Linked DNA regions of Homo sapiens: region 1 is linked to region 2. The links are chromatin loops, found by intact Hi-C in ENCODE. Cell type or tissue: dorsolateral prefrontal cortex. All regions are shown on one strand. Each heading gives the region's core, and the rest is flanking DNA. Links, peaks and the distances in the headings are about the cores only.

The links. A loop is a pair of places that touch in the nucleus more often than their neighbours do. Peaks named below come from ENCODE experiments on the same cell type or tissue, not always from the same donor. Only the 100,000 strongest peaks of a DNase experiment are listed, where the experiment ranks them.
Region 1: a loop joins it to region 2, with 5 times the contacts of the local background. A loop is called at or near these places in 6 of 110 quality-filtered maps.

The regions. Positions count from the first base shown.
Region 1 is chr4:95,529,426-95,537,540 of GRCh38, forward strand. The region is part of intron 1 of UNC5C (unc-5 netrin receptor C); the gene reads right to left. Among named protein-coding and RNA genes, the nearest start is that of UNC5C, 15 kb to the right of the region's middle. In dorsolateral prefrontal cortex, for the core only: no CTCF peak of the experiment used is centred there; no DNase peak of the experiment used is centred there; H3K4me3 peaks cover 842 bases; H3K27ac peaks cover 4,888 bases.
Region 2 is chr4:95,359,083-95,367,197 of GRCh38, forward strand. All of the region lies in intron 1 of UNC5C (unc-5 netrin receptor C), which reads right to left. Among named protein-coding and RNA genes, the nearest start is that of UNC5C, 190 kb to the right of the region's middle. In dorsolateral prefrontal cortex, for the core only: a CTCF peak has its summit at 3,932 (motif pointing right); a DNase peak (open chromatin) is centred at 3,949; H3K4me3 peaks cover 3,479 bases; H3K27ac peaks cover 5,000 bases.

The DNA.
Region 1 (8,115 bases), core at 985-5,984, 170 kb after region 2:
ATATAAATTTTAGAATACCAGCCAGGTGCAGTGGCTCATGCTTGTAATCTCAGCACTTTGGGAGCCCAGGCAGGTACACTGCTTGAGACCAGGAGCTCAAGACCAACCTGGGAAACATGGCAAAACCCCATCTCTACAAAAAACTAAAAAATCAGCTAGGCAGGGTGGTGCATCCCTGTAGGTCCCAGCTACTCAGGAGGCTCAGGCAGGAGGGTTGCTTGAGTCCAGGAGGTCGAAGCTGCAGTGAGCTGTGACCGCACCACTGCATTTCGGCCTGAGTAACAGAGCGAGACCCTGTCTCAAAAAAAAAATGGTAATAATAAATTAATTTAAAAATTCCCTAGCGAGAATTCAATTACTTTGATGCTTTGTTACAACTACATAAACTGTGTGCCTAATGTCAGGCTTAGTTTAATTTACTTGACAATGTAAGAAAAAAGAATTCCAAATAAGTCAAAATATGCAGACAAATGACAAATCATAAAAATTTTACACTCCTTTTTTAATCCACCGAAGTTTAGGTAATTCTTGAATCTGTCTTCCATATTTGGTGTCCACTTTGAACAACAACTGAAATGCTCTGCAACTTGCATATATATTTTTAGATGGGGCTATCTTAAGTGTAATGCATCAAGTGTGACTTAAGTTTATTTTTATTTAGCTACAGAGATATTTTCCTTTACATTTTTGAGGGTTGGTCTCTCCTGGTAAATTTCCAGAATAAATTTTCTGTCTTGCTTTTAAGTGGGGCAAGATTCTGACATATAACTATTGTGGGAGCTGAAGGCATTTCTGGCAAGTGCAGTGAATGATTGACTTTTCCATTTGTTTTCATAATGATAAATATATAGTTAGCATTAGGCAGGAAAATAAGTATTTCCAAAAATATATGCTAAGCACATCTGGTAATGAATGGGGTCATACAGATATATCATGACTCCCCTCTCCATTAGGAGGTGTTCAGTTCCACAAAGTTCATTCACTCCCACAACAGAAAAACAAACACAAAAGTGTATTCTTACTTGGAAAAGAAAGAAAAATAAAATTCTTCATTTAAAAATGCAAAACACTACCAAGGCAATTATGTTTTGTTGGCTTTCTTTAGTCTATGCCTCATACAACAGAATTTCCTGTAAGTTAATACTAACCACAGTAGTGCATAGCTTGAGAGAAATATTGAAGTATATTGCACTATCAAAATAACAACGCTAAGTGCATTTCTAAAAGTGGTGCTGGCATCATCAATTGACATTTAACAGTTCCTTTATAACATGATTACAAGTTTCTATCGAAGATACAGCATCTTATCATATGGCTTATTATTCTTCATAAGTTGTATTTAGAAAGGACTTTTCAGAAAAAAAAGTGAAAATTGAAAACTGCTGCTGAAAGGTGCATTTTTGTGCAGCACTTGACAAGTAAATATATTTGGTCATATATGAATATGAAATCAAGATTCGATGACCTTTGAAACCATCAAAATTAATTTAAAAAAGGAAGTGTGTCATTCATCCAATATATTCATGTGATTCTTACTAAAATAAAGAACAAAGCTTTGTTTACATCATAAATAAACCTTTTAATAACCGGAAAGTCTAATGTTGTTAAATCATCCCTTTTCTGAAAGTGGAGTCCAGCCTTGTTTTAGACTTCATAATTTAATAGTATTTAGGTGTATGGAAGAAAGACTAAGTTAACTTGCATTAATGGGATTCTTAAATTTTTCTTTGTTTCCAGAGAAGTATTCTTTTAAGACTGTTTTCAAGCCAGTTTTTCCTTAAATGCTGTTTGGTCTAAATTGACAGTCTTGAAGTCTTTCCTAAAGTAATGTTTAAACATCTCTCTGGCATTCCATTATGGGCACCTGCTGCTGATAATTACAGGTCTGTCTCCTAACCACTTCCTCTGCTTTATGTCAAAGCAAGATTCAGGCTGCTTGATTACAAACAACTACCAGTTAAAGACCAGTGCACAGCTCTCTGCGGTAATTATGCAGGGCAAGTTGGGTCTGTGTTTACTGAAGTCTTAGGAAACAAGAAGCAGTTACTTGTTATAATTTCCTCTTTGCTAGCAGTGTAGCATAATCCACAACATATTTTGGTTACCTTAAAAGTGCTTATGAGAATATTTTATTCAATAACACCTTATAATGATACATTTCACTGTACTATTTCCTTGTCAAAAAATCAAAATATCCTGCCCAAAAATAATAGGCTGTGGTCCTACCAAAAGAATTTTCAGACAATAGTCAATTACAGGGAAACACTGGGTTTAATATGTACTCCAAAACATATTTATTTTTCTTTATTTTACTACTCTACCCCTGTTCCTATAGGCATCCTTTCCCACCACCTCACACTCACACCATTGTGCCCTGCACGAGACTTGTTGACTTTATAGTGGAGAAAAATGAAAAATACACCATAGGGTGATTTTTGGCACAACAATAACCCCAATATAGAACAAAATTTCATCACTCAACTTGAAAGTCAATGTATTTTGTCAATATTCCATAAGATAGAATTCTACAGTTGAATAAAAGGAAAGATTCTCTGGCAGTACTGCAGTGCTGTTTGACTTGTACACCTCTTTAATTCCCAATTCTGTCTTTAGGTAAATTGACCAAATCAAAATTGACCAAACCAGTTAGAGCCCAACCGTGCTCTTAATGCTTACACATCAATTGTCTGGGGTTTATTTGCTCAACTACAACAGAATCCAAGTTCTTCATTAGTTAATAGTCCCAAATCACAGGGTAGAAAGTCTGAAGTTAGAGATGGATCTCTGAGGGTGAGGAGATTGGCCTTTTAGCTAGAATCTAAGAGATGGGAAGCACTCACTCCTGAGATAGTCTTGATTTCCACCTACAACTTCACATTCACCTTGCTCTGTCTAGTAACTCTCAAAGTGGGTGATGAAGAGAACCTGGGAAGTTTCAATGAACTTTACCAACCTGAGTCCTCAAAGTCCTTCCAAGATGCGTTATGTATGCATCAACAAAATATGCATTCACCCAACATCATTAAAAAAAAAAAAAAAATCCCGATTACATTCTGGCTGTGTGCCAAAAGCTGTATCACATCCTGGAGACACCAGAATCAACTCATCAATTCCTGTACTCATCATGCTGGCCTACCAACTGGGGACACAGGGAAAAGAAGAGTGCTCCTGTGAGATGGGAAAGGTTGCTGTAAGAAGGGGTGAAGATCTAAACTAGGGAATCTGAGGAATTAACACTTGTTCATAGCAAATGAAAGAGCTTAAGCGAAAGCTGATAGTAAGTGAGCAAGGTGGCTTGTGAGAAAACCCTAAAGGATGTCACCTACTGGGGCTGCACTGGAACAGCCTGTGCCAAATTTGGGAGGGTTCATGGTCCGGGAGATTGTAATGACAGGGAATAGAGTCAGAGGGTAGCACAAATACTCCTGTCAGTCATGGTAAGATGTTCAGATCATATTCTAAAGGTAACTGTTTAGTAAAGCTAAAAAAAAAAAAAAGGTTTTAAGAAAAAAAGTTCTACTGATGGTGTCTCTTAGAATTTTCCTGACTTCAGTGTGGAGGTTTGAGGAGAGTGAGAAAGGACAGGAAGCAGGAAGAACCTTCTTCAGTGAACCAGTTGAGAGAAATGGACATATTTTTAAAAATATTTAGGTAACATCATTTAATCATTAAGTAACAACTTTATTTTGAAAAATAATATGATGGCTCACGCCTGTAATCCTAGCAATTTGGGAGACCAAGGTGGGTGGATCACGAGATCAGCAGTTCGAGACCAGCCTGACCAACATGGTAAAACCCCGTCTCTACTAAAAATACAAAAAAAATTAGCTGGGCATGGTGGCGGGCGTCTGTAATGCCAGCGACTTGGGAGGCCGAGGAAGAATTGCTTGAAACCGGAAGGCAGAGGTTGCAGTGAGCCGAGATTGCACCACTGCACTCTAGCCAGGGCAATAAGAGCAGAACTCCGTCTCAAAAAAAGAAAAAAACAAGAAAAATAATATGAATAATATTATTTTATTAATATTTTAAATGATAAAATAATTTTTATCATTTAATGTGATATCATTAAATAATACATCATTAAATATAACATCGTCAAATGTTTGAATATGTTTACATTTTTTGTGAACATGTAAATATGTGGGACTCCAGGAAATAATTTAATTCTTTATTTGTTTGAATAACTTGGCTCTCTGAATTGCTCTTCTACATCCTCGATGAAGTAATAGCAAATAAATAATACATTATGGCACAAAATAAGCATCGTTCTTGTTAGTTTGAAAACAAAAACAAAAAAGGCAGTAATCATTCAATAGAACTTCCTAAGACAGTTTAATATTCAGAAAATTAGTTTTTGAGAGGCGTGTTTTTATTTCAGAAAACAACACAGATATAGCCTGAAAGAAGGGATTCTAAATAGTCTCATATTTTTTGTTGTTTTGTTTTTTCCTCCCTGGAAATCTTCAAATAAAAATTCCTACAAATTCAATGTTCTAGGTAGCATAAAACCCCACATAAGCAGTTTAATCAATCATTAAAAGCATTCTAGTTGCTTCTGTTGGATTCTTTAGATGGAATAATATCCTATAAAGATAAAACATTTTTATAATTATGTAGGGACTAAACCATACTGTTGACTGCAGAGTTTTAAACGTGGAACGTTCCCTACAGCACAGCACTTGAGGAAGTTGGGGAGGAGGGTTGGGCTAAAAAAATAAAAGAGTGTTAACCTGATTTTCGGACAAAGAAAATTACAAGTGAATCAGTTTTATAGACCTACTTAAAGTGTTTCCTGTGGGGGTATCATCCTGAAGTGGTGACTGAGTTGTCCTTGTTTATTTAGTTAGTTAATGCGTCTATTACATTATGTTTGCTAAAGATCCACCATTGCATTAATTTGGGTTATAAATATATTGGGTTATGTTCTTCCTATCAAGTTGACACATTCTGAAGATAAGAATTTTTTACGTTTTGTCTTGTTTTAATTTTACAATGACACATTTTAAAAAATATAAAAGAAATGTCACAGTGAACCAAAACAAATAAGAATGAGTATTCTTTGTAGCTGAAAGGTTTTTTCTTTATTCATATTATTTTTCAAAATAAAGTTGTTACTTAAGCAACAGTACACTTTCATTTTACAAATACACACTAGAAAACATTTTCAAGTAGAACTATGATCTTTGGATATTTTTTCCATTCCCTTCTCCTTAATTACATCATGATTAACACATATATGCTTGTTAGAAACTATAGAGTTTAACTAGTCTGTTCATTAGTCCATTTTAGGAATATTTTATTAAATGCAATATGTGTCAGTCAAAACATATATATTTAAGAGTAGGGTACCTAATTAATTTCTTTTTTGCTTATACTATAATGTGTCCCCTCGCAAATGTAGAACTTTGACCTTGCTTGGAAATTTCAGTTTAATTAATTTTTGCTTTTATACTAGTATCAGTAAAGACTTCGTTGTGTTAAAATTTCTGATACAGTGAGGAAGGTTAATTGTTTCTGTTCCTTTATAAAGAGTTTAAATGTTAGCAAAGGGTAAAAAGTTTGCTAACTATTCTTCCTGCTTTCTAATTATTTTTGTCTTTACGAATACAGCAAATGTACAGTGGAGAAAAGCACAAACTTATTTTTTTCATTAAAATTTATGAAGTAGTAGTTTTATAGAAATATATTCTAGATTCAGAACCTGGCACAGGAAAAAAGAAATCACCTAAACTTGCTTATTCATAAAACTGGAACAAAAGTGTGTTGACTTTCCAAAGAGTTTTACTGTAAAATCAGAATCTCATAACCTAACTGGGTACAAAAAATAATGTGATTTTAAAACATACCAATTTATTTTAAGAATTTTACCTTTGACAACATGCTTTTATTGGTCCATATGACATTCTTTCACCTGATGGTAACCCTAATGGAATGCAATTTTGTCATTCTTATATCTAATTATTTTCATAGTAACGTCAAGTGAAAAATCATTGTATAGCATAGACTTACATGATAAGAATAAAACGGCACAGCAACAATTGCTAATGTGCATTAAGTGTTATTTGGTGCCAGGAGCTATTCTCAGTTCTTCACTTTTGATGACGCTGTTAATTACAATTCTATGATGTAAATACTATTATTATTGGAATCTTCGCCTTGAAAATATGAAGTGAAACTAAGATTTTAACTTGTATGCAATTTGCAAAGGACATATTTTAGCACAATTTATTCATCTTTACCAAGAGACTTAGATAAAGGCTGCCATTAGTATTTGGCCAGTACAGGTGTCAGATGAATATATTTGGTTGTACATCTTAATATTTTTTTCAAAGTAATTTGATTCATTTCCTATATCAGGAAATTATCAGATCCAAACACGCACACACGGGTGCACACATACATACAAATATATGCACACATCCAGTACATTTTTAATTCTCTAGCAATTAAAGAAAGATTGAGCTGGAAAAAAAGAGACTTAAAGCATTCACTCAAGGAAACACAGCCATGATATACTTTAAAAAATGAAAGTTATTAAAGACTATTTTAATAAAAGTTTTATAAGCATAAATAATAAATAATCAAGTAAGGATCAATCCATACTCTAATGTGTTGGCAGTCCATATACATACATACATATATATATATATATATATATTTTTTTTTTTTGAGATGGAGTCTCGCTCTTGTCACCCAGGCTGGAGTGCAATAGCACGATCTCTGCTTACTGCAACCTCTGCCTCCTGTTCAAGTGATTCTCCTGCCTCAGCTTCCCAAGTAGCTGGGACTACAGGTGCATGCCACCATGCCCAGCTAATTTTTGTATTTTTAGTAGAGATGGGATTTCACCAGGTTGGCTAGGCTGGTCTTGAACTCCTGACCTCAGGCGATCCACCGGCCTTGGCCTCCCAAAGTGCTAGGATTACAGGCATGAGCCATTGCGCCCAGCCACTCAATATATTTTTTTTTAGTGTCATTCATACAGAAAAAAAGAACACACTTTTAAAGTTATCCATGAAAGTAACAGTGCATTAACAGTGCAGGGTAATTTTTTTCTAAAACCTATTCCAAAATCTAATGTAATAATTGTCCTATTTCAGTCAGTCTGGCATCATCTTGTTATTTTCAACATAATTCAGTTTCATAATACTAGTTCATAGATGTGTGTAAATTTATTGTGTGGCCAAATACAATGACATTCTTTATTCATTTCACAATAGAATTAAGTTTTATGCAATACAAAAGGAAAAACATATGGAAAATAGTCACTTTTAATAGATATTTGAGTCTGAAAAAAATAAAATGGGTTTAGAATTAAAAATCAAAGCCCATGGCTTGAACTGAGGCATATTTCCTTCTGTTATTAATGTTTGAGTTATATGCTAAAGACGAGATTATTCATCAAGTCCCTCATGCAATATGTTAGTAAATGGGATTTTGGTTAGTAATTTAATTGCTTAAACCCTGACCATGTAAGCTCCCAAATCACTCAAAATAAGCTTTTACAATGGCCTGAACTGAATTAAAACAGTTAACAACACCAAAGAGTACCTCTTGATTTTATTAAGAAATGCATGTATGAAAATCTATTAACATAGGGGGAAATCTCTGCCACCCCACTACGGTTAAGAGTAAGCTTTTCCTTTTCCTTTCTTTGCTTTCTCTTTTTCCAACAAATGATGGGTTATGTGAGAGTTTTTTTTTAAAACCCATATAAGGAAATATGGACTTAATTTTAAAATATAAATAAATAAAAGATGTGATGCCTCTGGTTAGAATATTGAATAAATAATTCTGACTACTAGAAAGTATAATGAGAATTCAAGTGACCGTTGTGAAAATGCTCACAAAGCTTATCCACAAGCTATTGGGGTCATATGCTTAAGCAGGGCTCCACTGTTGTTACTTGTACAGAGCTTCACTAATGGTCTGATAATAGGGGAGGGGAAGGTCGGCGTGGAGGTTCTCGTAATACTTTATAGTGGTGTAAGCACGACAGCCACTGATTAATTACTGCCCTGTTCTCAACACACATTAGATTACTAAGCAATCTCGTTTGTCTCCACAATGGCTTCATAGTTGCAGAACACTGTCCTAGAGAATATGTTAGGACGA
Region 2 (8,115 bases), core at 1,024-6,023:
TAGTTGAAGTCATGCCCAATAAGTTTGTTTTGGAAATCATATTGGATTTAAGAATTAAGTAGCTAGTATCCATTTATCAGAAGACAAAAGTGAAGATTGAATGATATAAGAAATTAAGTCTGGGGCTATGCCATGGCTTAAGTATTTTCACTGTTGAGATAAAATAAAAACTTGCCAAGTTGCCAATTACTTTAGACCTACTTCTACATTGTACAAATAAACAGAAAATAATGTTTTATTTGTTTACAAATTTAAGAATCAGGCATGTAACTTCTTTTGTTGGCCAAAGGTGTTCAGCTCTAGGGCAAAAAAAATTGGATGAGATTTAACGACAAGCTTCAGCATCATTTGTTAAACTAGAGAAGTGTTTTCTCAGTTTAATAATTGCTACCTATACTGTTTCTAAAAAAAAAAAAGGTGAGAGAAGTTTTCTTTATGAAGCCATTTTTCTACATTATTTAATAATATTACCTTCTCATTTTTCAGCTACCCTCTGGGACGCAACTTTTTAAAGCTCCCTGTGTTTTTCCTAGATGAAAACTTGGGTTTTGAAACTTTGAGTGTGTCCCAAGACTATCCATCTGTTTAATAGAAGAGCTAGGAAAGGAATCTAGGTACCTCTGGCTTGGTAAGCCTGACTGCTGTAAACATGACACTGCCTCCCAAAATGTGAAAGCTTGGTTTTGAAAATAATTCTCTAACAGTATTATGGTTAGTAACAATATTGAAAAAAATATTTTAAAGAATAACAAATACTTAAGAAGCACTTACAATATGCCAGGTATCCTACTAAGGACTTGGATATTTTCCCTCATTTAATTCTCACAATAGCACCGTGGGTAATATCATTACTGCCATTCTGAAGATTAAAAAACAGGCACAGAGAAGTCCATTAACTTGCCCAATGTTTATAAAGCTAGTAAGTAGCAAACATTCCCTTTTTGCTTGACAAATACTCAATACATAGACTTAGAGAACCATCTGATGAATAATAAACTCTGTGGAGTTTCCCAAGGAGATACCAACATCTATTTATTAGTTATAGGTCTAAACGAGAAATATACAGATGTTACCTTTTCAACAATACGTTTATACATGCTATATATACTGGTCTCTTCAGAGATTACAATGACATGTTCTTATTATTCTTTCATTTGCATTACTTTCTAATTTATTTAACCAATATATTTATAAAAATGTTTTAAAAGTTATCTGTGAATTTAAAATTACTGGTAATCTGTAAGTTAAAGGAAAAAGACTTAGCAAATCATTGTCCACAATATGAAGAGGAGCAGTAAGACACGAATGGCACAGGATATGTATAACCAGTTGGAGAATTGTTAACTGCTCCACAGAGTAAGAGATTAGCACTGTTAAAAGTATTGTGAAATAAATAAACAAACAGAAAATTTGCAAAAAACATACAGGGAAAGGATTCCAAGTTAAGTAGTGCAATACAACTGTAATGTTTAGCCACCTTTCACTGTTCCTTATGAGCCAGAAATCTTAAATTGCATTTTATCCATTGATAGTGTGCTTCTTCAGAATATCTACAATACAAAACAATGATTATGAGCTAATGTAAGCTGAAACAGACGAGAGTGATTTGTGGAAAGATGGAAGCACCAAAGATCTAACTCTGGCCTCTTGTGTTTCAGGAGGTGGATTTCTTTGAACGGTATCCATTTCCTTTCTCCAAGGCCTCTGTTTTATTAAACCTCCAAAAAAGAAATTAGAATTGGCCATCTTTGGAAATATAAAGGAGGCAAATGATTTGTGAAAGAAAGTAATTACAAGGTTTTCTCATGTTAAGGAGGCATTTTAATAGAAACGTACTCATGTCTAGAAAATATAGGTCTGTGAGTATATGCGGTTATTTTTTAGGAAGGCATCCTTTCTGTCTTCCACTTCAGTAAACTCAGAAAGTAAAAACACGTTCTGTGACTGCAGCTAGTTCATTGACATTTCCAGCATATCATTTTCCCAAAGTTTGAGAGAGCAATGGATTGATTTCAGGGTTCACAGTGGGGCAGGATAAGACAGCACGGATCACATGTCTTTCGGAAACAATATAAATTCATAGAGCTATTTCAAGGTTTCATGAAGATGTGATAAAGTACTGGATTTGGTTACACATTTCCTCCTGCAGGGACTATTTTATCCACTCTTCTTAGATAAGTCAGGCTGATTTGTTGTTTTCATACTCTGTTTTTCTTCAAATCTACTTAAATAAGCAGGTTGATTTCAGGGCAGTCCCTTTAACTCTCTCTTCTTCTGCATGCGTTCAACTCAAGTTCTTGTGAAATCATTATCCTTTTCATACCTTCAAGATGAACTGCCACAAAAAGTGAATTAAAAAGCAAACAAAACTAAGTTAAAATAAAATGTGATCACCAAGGATGTGCTGCTCTGTGCAGATGTGGACATGGAATCATGCAGCATTTATGAAAGTGTCTCCTGTGAGTGTGGGCTGCAGATCGAATGTCTGTGACTCTCTAAAACACACAGTCCTTCAGGCCAAAGTGCCACTTCACTCTCACCAAAACTAGAACCACATCCAAATCAAAGCAAACAAAACAAACATTTCAGTAGTCAAGAGTGCAGAGAAATAAGACAGCCATTTGCATTGGATTGTTTTTTGTTGAAATCACTGCCAGTAATTCCGAAAAAGCTTCTACCTACTTGTATGATCTGTCAAAAAAATCAAACTGCCTTTTTTCACAGATTAGGAAATCAAGCTGAATCATACTGAACCAAAGGCTCAAAAAATAGTCTTATGATTCTAATGATCAATCAACCCATTCACTCCTTCTTGTTCTTCAGTGTTCTCAGAGCACCATGCTACGTGACGTATATATATAAAAAACAGATTATCTATTATCTATTATATATATATATATCTTACTTCTAATCACTTACAAACTGAAACAGCCCAACAATTAATGAAAGATAAGGTAAAAAACACACTGGACTCAGTGTCAGAAGACTTACATTGTCAAGTCACATGTCTTCTCTGAGCCCTAGTTTCAACACCTGTTAAATGAGGAATGATGTCAGGAAAACATCTTGTTTTTCCTTTTTCTATCATCTATTTCTTCTTGTTTTGAAAAAGAAACCTCTTCCACCCTCTTAGGCCACGTGGTTCGGTTTCCCACTCGCTTCCCCTCCTGCCCATCGGAGCGTTCCAATCCTCTGACCACAATTATTGGTTCAGGATGAGCACATGACCCAAGGCAGTGTAATTACAATGAAATCTGGGATTTTGCTGTGATGGGGAGAAAATGATTGCTGAAAGACTGGCTGTTAGTATGACGCTGTTCATGGCCATCTTGATGTGGGATGGAAACAGCGAGGTTGCATGGAGCAACACAAAGAAAGGCACAGCTGAGAGATGGAGCAAGAATGTGGTCAGGTCATCATTTAGAGCAATGGATTTGACTGTGATGGAGCCAGATGGGTCTAATTCTGGGATTTTCTGTTACATGAACCAATAAATGTGTTTTTTATCTTTTTGACTTAAACCTGCTTGATTTGGGCTTCTTTCACTTGCACCCGCAGGATTCCTCACTGTTATATCATGTGACAACTGAGCTGACATACCAATATGAATGGTATTTTTGGAAAGTTCTTACTTGTTAAAACACAAAAGCTAAAATCCTTGGCTTTGAAAAATATATTTGCACTTTTATTTCATTCATTGAATAACTTTAAATGAAAACCCCTTCTCTATGCCATAGGCACTCTAGGGCCTGGGAATATGAAGATCAAGAAAATGAAACAAGTTATAAAGGAGTTTATAGGCAAGTGGAAATACAAATGTGTTAAATAATAATAGGATACCATGGAAAAGGTAAAAAGTGTAGACTACAAAATGCAGGGATATCATATTACACAGCTCTAGGGGGCGCCGTTCATATTGTAGTTTATGTAAACATCACCCCCTGGAGTTACACACACTCAGAAACCCTAGCTACACCTCTGCCAGCTGGTGGACTGGGCCATGGACACACTTGCACCAGCAAGTGTTTTCAATCACCATAACGGTTCTTCTTGGCTGTTTCATTTTTTAATGAGCTGATTATTGCTCACTATATCTGAGTTTTTAGGGGGAGTCTCTGGCAGACAGCTGCACCACCGGCTTACCATTACACAAACCAGACACAAATCTCACTGATCTCACTTGGCTGTGCTATCATTTGTTAGTGATCATTTGGCAGAGGCACCACTAAATCAAGAGTCTGCAAACAAAATGTCGCATCCCAGGATTACAGAGGTCTTCGGGCAGTGGGAGATTCATTGAACATCAGATTAAGTTTTTGGCAAAACAAGTGGAGATTTTATGACTCAGAGATCGTTTACAACAGCATACTTTCACATTGTTGCCTCAGTGATAATACTTCATTTTAAGTGGCAAAATCAAACTATAAGTAAATTAGTAGCCAAATTAAAGCAACAGCTGTGTGTTTTGATAGTGATTAATTGCACTCTATAAAAGAGGCTTTGCTTGTCTCTTGTCAGTCACAAAAGAGAGTGAAAGAATGTTCTTTGATATAATGCCCCTTCTGAAACAGTGCCAAGTTAGTTCATTGTTTAGCTACAAAACAAAAAAGAAACAAAAACAAAAAACCTCTGAGAGTTTCATGCAGATGCCGCTTTTCACTGGTGAAATAACAGCTACAGTACCCCTTGACACCTTGGAGAGCCACCCTGAGGCCTCACTCCAGGAGTCAAATTTAGACCTAATCACCTCTTTCCTTGCACAGCAAGGTAGCATCAGCCCTAGGCTTGGGGCAATTGGCCTACCATACGTAGATGCTGAATCTCACACTTCTGGGGGAAGCAATTGAAAACCTCATTTGAACTATACTGGGCAAAGTGTTTGGATAAAGTGTGGGGGTGACATATTGATATACTTTTACATCTGTGTTTACCAACATATTAAGATGTGCCACTTGACTGCATGTTCAAAATGACCCATCTCAATGACTCCTGGTCCCACTTTCTGCTGCCACTCTCAACCATGCCGTGAAACTTTCTGGAGCACTTCCTGGACTGCATTTCAAAAATACCAAAGGTCTGAAGGCTGACAGGTTTGACTGTAGCTGAGCTGGCAAAATACAACACTGCTTTCCTGGCACAGAACATGTGACTCCACCAACAACTGCACAAGCTACATCATTGTGTCTGGAGATACTGAAAAGGAAACCTCTTTTTGATACACCAAAATGCTGCTAAAATGTTGATGTTAGGAGGTGTGGATGCTTTCAAGAACTATATCCCATTATTGATATGGGGACAATTTGACACAGCATTCAATATTTGGTGGAGGTAGTTTCAAGTAAATCTGTAAAGCATTTCACTTTATCTTCAAAATGACTGATATTTTATCCTATTGACACTATGATTGCTTTTGCAGCTTTGATTTAGCTGCTAAGTCTTAGAACCAAATGTGTGGCACCCTGTAAAATGTATATGTAATTTTACCTGCTGGTTTTACGGAGAAGGCAGGGGAGCTCAGTGACCCAGAGCCCAGGCTCAAAGGCCGGGTGACAGATTTCAAATGAGTGCCTTTTTAACTCTGTGACTTGGAATATGTACCTTAATTTCTTTTTCATCCTAAGATATTTCTAAGGTTATTGTGAGGATTACATGAGTAAGTACATCAAAAGTGTCTACAGCAGTGCTTAGTATTGATGCCACACTGAACAACCACTTCATCGTCATCAAATCATTATCATCATTGCCTTATTTTTCTGCCCTACTAACTTTCTCAAGGATTTATCTTATTCATTGCAGTTTATGTATTTTTGTAAGCACTGTCAAATTCTTTATCAAGAAAGGACACCATAAGCAAAACAAAACAATGTAACTAATATAGATATATTTATATTTAAGTATATATTTATTTACATGTAAAAAATAAATATTTAGGTCGGGTGCAGTGGCTCACACCTGTAATCCCAGCACTTTGGGAGTCCGAGAAAGGCGGATCACCTGAGGTCAAGAGTTCGAGACTACCCTGGCCAACATGGTGAAACCCTGTCTCTACTAAAAATACAAGAAATTAACTGGGCATGGTGGCATGTCCATGTAGTCCCAGCTACTCAGGAGGCTGAGGCAAGAGAATCTCTTGAACCTGGGAGGTGGAGGTTGCAGTGAGCTGAGATTGTGCCACTGCACTCCAGCCTGGGCAACAGAACAAGAATCTGTCTCAAAAAAAAAAAAAAAAGAAAAGAAATAAAGAAAATACAATACAACATAATACAATAAAAAATTATATAACATTTAAAAATATATAATACAAAAATTTAATATAATATATATTTTATTTTCTATATTTTTCATATAAATAATGTAAAAATATAACAATATATAATGTAAAAGATAAATATATATTTTCAAAATTAAAATATATCACTAAAAGTACTACTCCATTTTGCTATTACAATAATACCCTTACTGAAAATTTTATAATTCTGTTTAAATATTATATTTCATAATGTTATTTCTAATGGCTCAAACCTATTTTAAAATATTCTTTTCAATGCTCAAATGTGTCAAAGTGCCAATTGATCTTTATCTTTTCAAATGCAGATCAATTTCTAACATACATAGAGTTAAAATGAGACATGTTCTAAATATCAATGCACATGAAAAATCACTGAGAATAAACAACATTAAAGTAAGTACAATAGCAAGACCCAGTTGTCTGGGATGACTGATGATTTCTAGAGATCTGAGCTCAGGCACTCATCTACCAGGTGTTATTTTCCTTTTTATCTAGGGTTTAGCTGCTATGTAAAAAGTGATGTGATTTTTTCCCCCAGGATTTCTCTGCTCTAAAGAATTTTCTGAGAAGTTTTTTTTTTTTAAATCAAAATTATAAGCTGTAATATGCTATGTTTTCTTCCATTTGAAGAGAAATTAAATTTGGTTCAGTGGAATATCCTACAGCAAAGTACTGCCAACCCACTATCTGGTCCTGTCACAAAGGGCCTGGAGTTACCTACTTTTCAAAAGAGAAAGGTACAATTTTATGATGTTTTAGGAAGTGAAGTCGAGGTAAGCATTATTTTGTATTAATAAAATACATGTGATGGGCTGAGTGCACTGGTGTGCACCTGTAGTCCCAGCTACTCAGGAGTCTGAGGTGGGAGAATCACTTTAGCCCAGCAGTTCAAGACAAGCCTGGGCAATGTAGTGAGACCTCCATCTCAAAAATAAAATAAAGTAAATAAAATAAAATATGTGATCCTGAAAACACTGATCAACTTACAAATTATATTTCATCCAAGATTTACTGTAAGAGATGAGTCACTGTATTCTTTTATCCTAAACTTCTTGAGGAACTCTAACTGCCTGGAGCATCCAACAATAATGAAGGCAACACAATTAAAATCCCAATCTCTTTCCTGGATGGCTCTATGTTTTGAGAAATTGCTTCACATTCCAAAATCTTCTATTTGAATAAAACAATCAAATACTAACCTAGTCATGAAGTTGATTGTAAAATGTAACAAGAAGCAATTATTGGTAGGACCTTTGTCAACATAAAATTGCTAGTTGCAAACCTAAGTGCAAAATGATTTTCAAAGGCTATAGCTCCAGATGACAACCCTAAGAGGTCTTCTGATTAAGTCCAGTCAAACCTAACTTTGGTTTTGTTTCTTTTTTAATTGTTAAGCGAATTTTTGTCACATTAAAACAGCAGAGCTAAACATTGAGGCTGTTATTTCAAAAGAAAAATAACTTTTCTTTGTGAGGCAATTTATACCAAAACTTTTCTGTTTTTGCCCAAGTATAATTTGCAATGCCATCAGGCTTGCTGGCAGCAGAGGGATATTGTAAGCCATCACAGGAATTTAGGAAGTTACATTTATAATAATGTCTTGCATTTGACTAGTCATTTGAAGTTCAGCAAAACCCTTCACAAACCTGTATCATTTCATCTTCACTAAGACCCTGTCAATTAGGTAGGGCAGAGTTTATTAATCCCCATTTAACATATTATATAAAGGCTCAAAAAACTTAACATATCCCCAAATCATACCACTGCTCACTGGTACGTCAGACCTAGAATTTGAGTCTTCTTACTTCTCCCATTCTTTTTTTTTT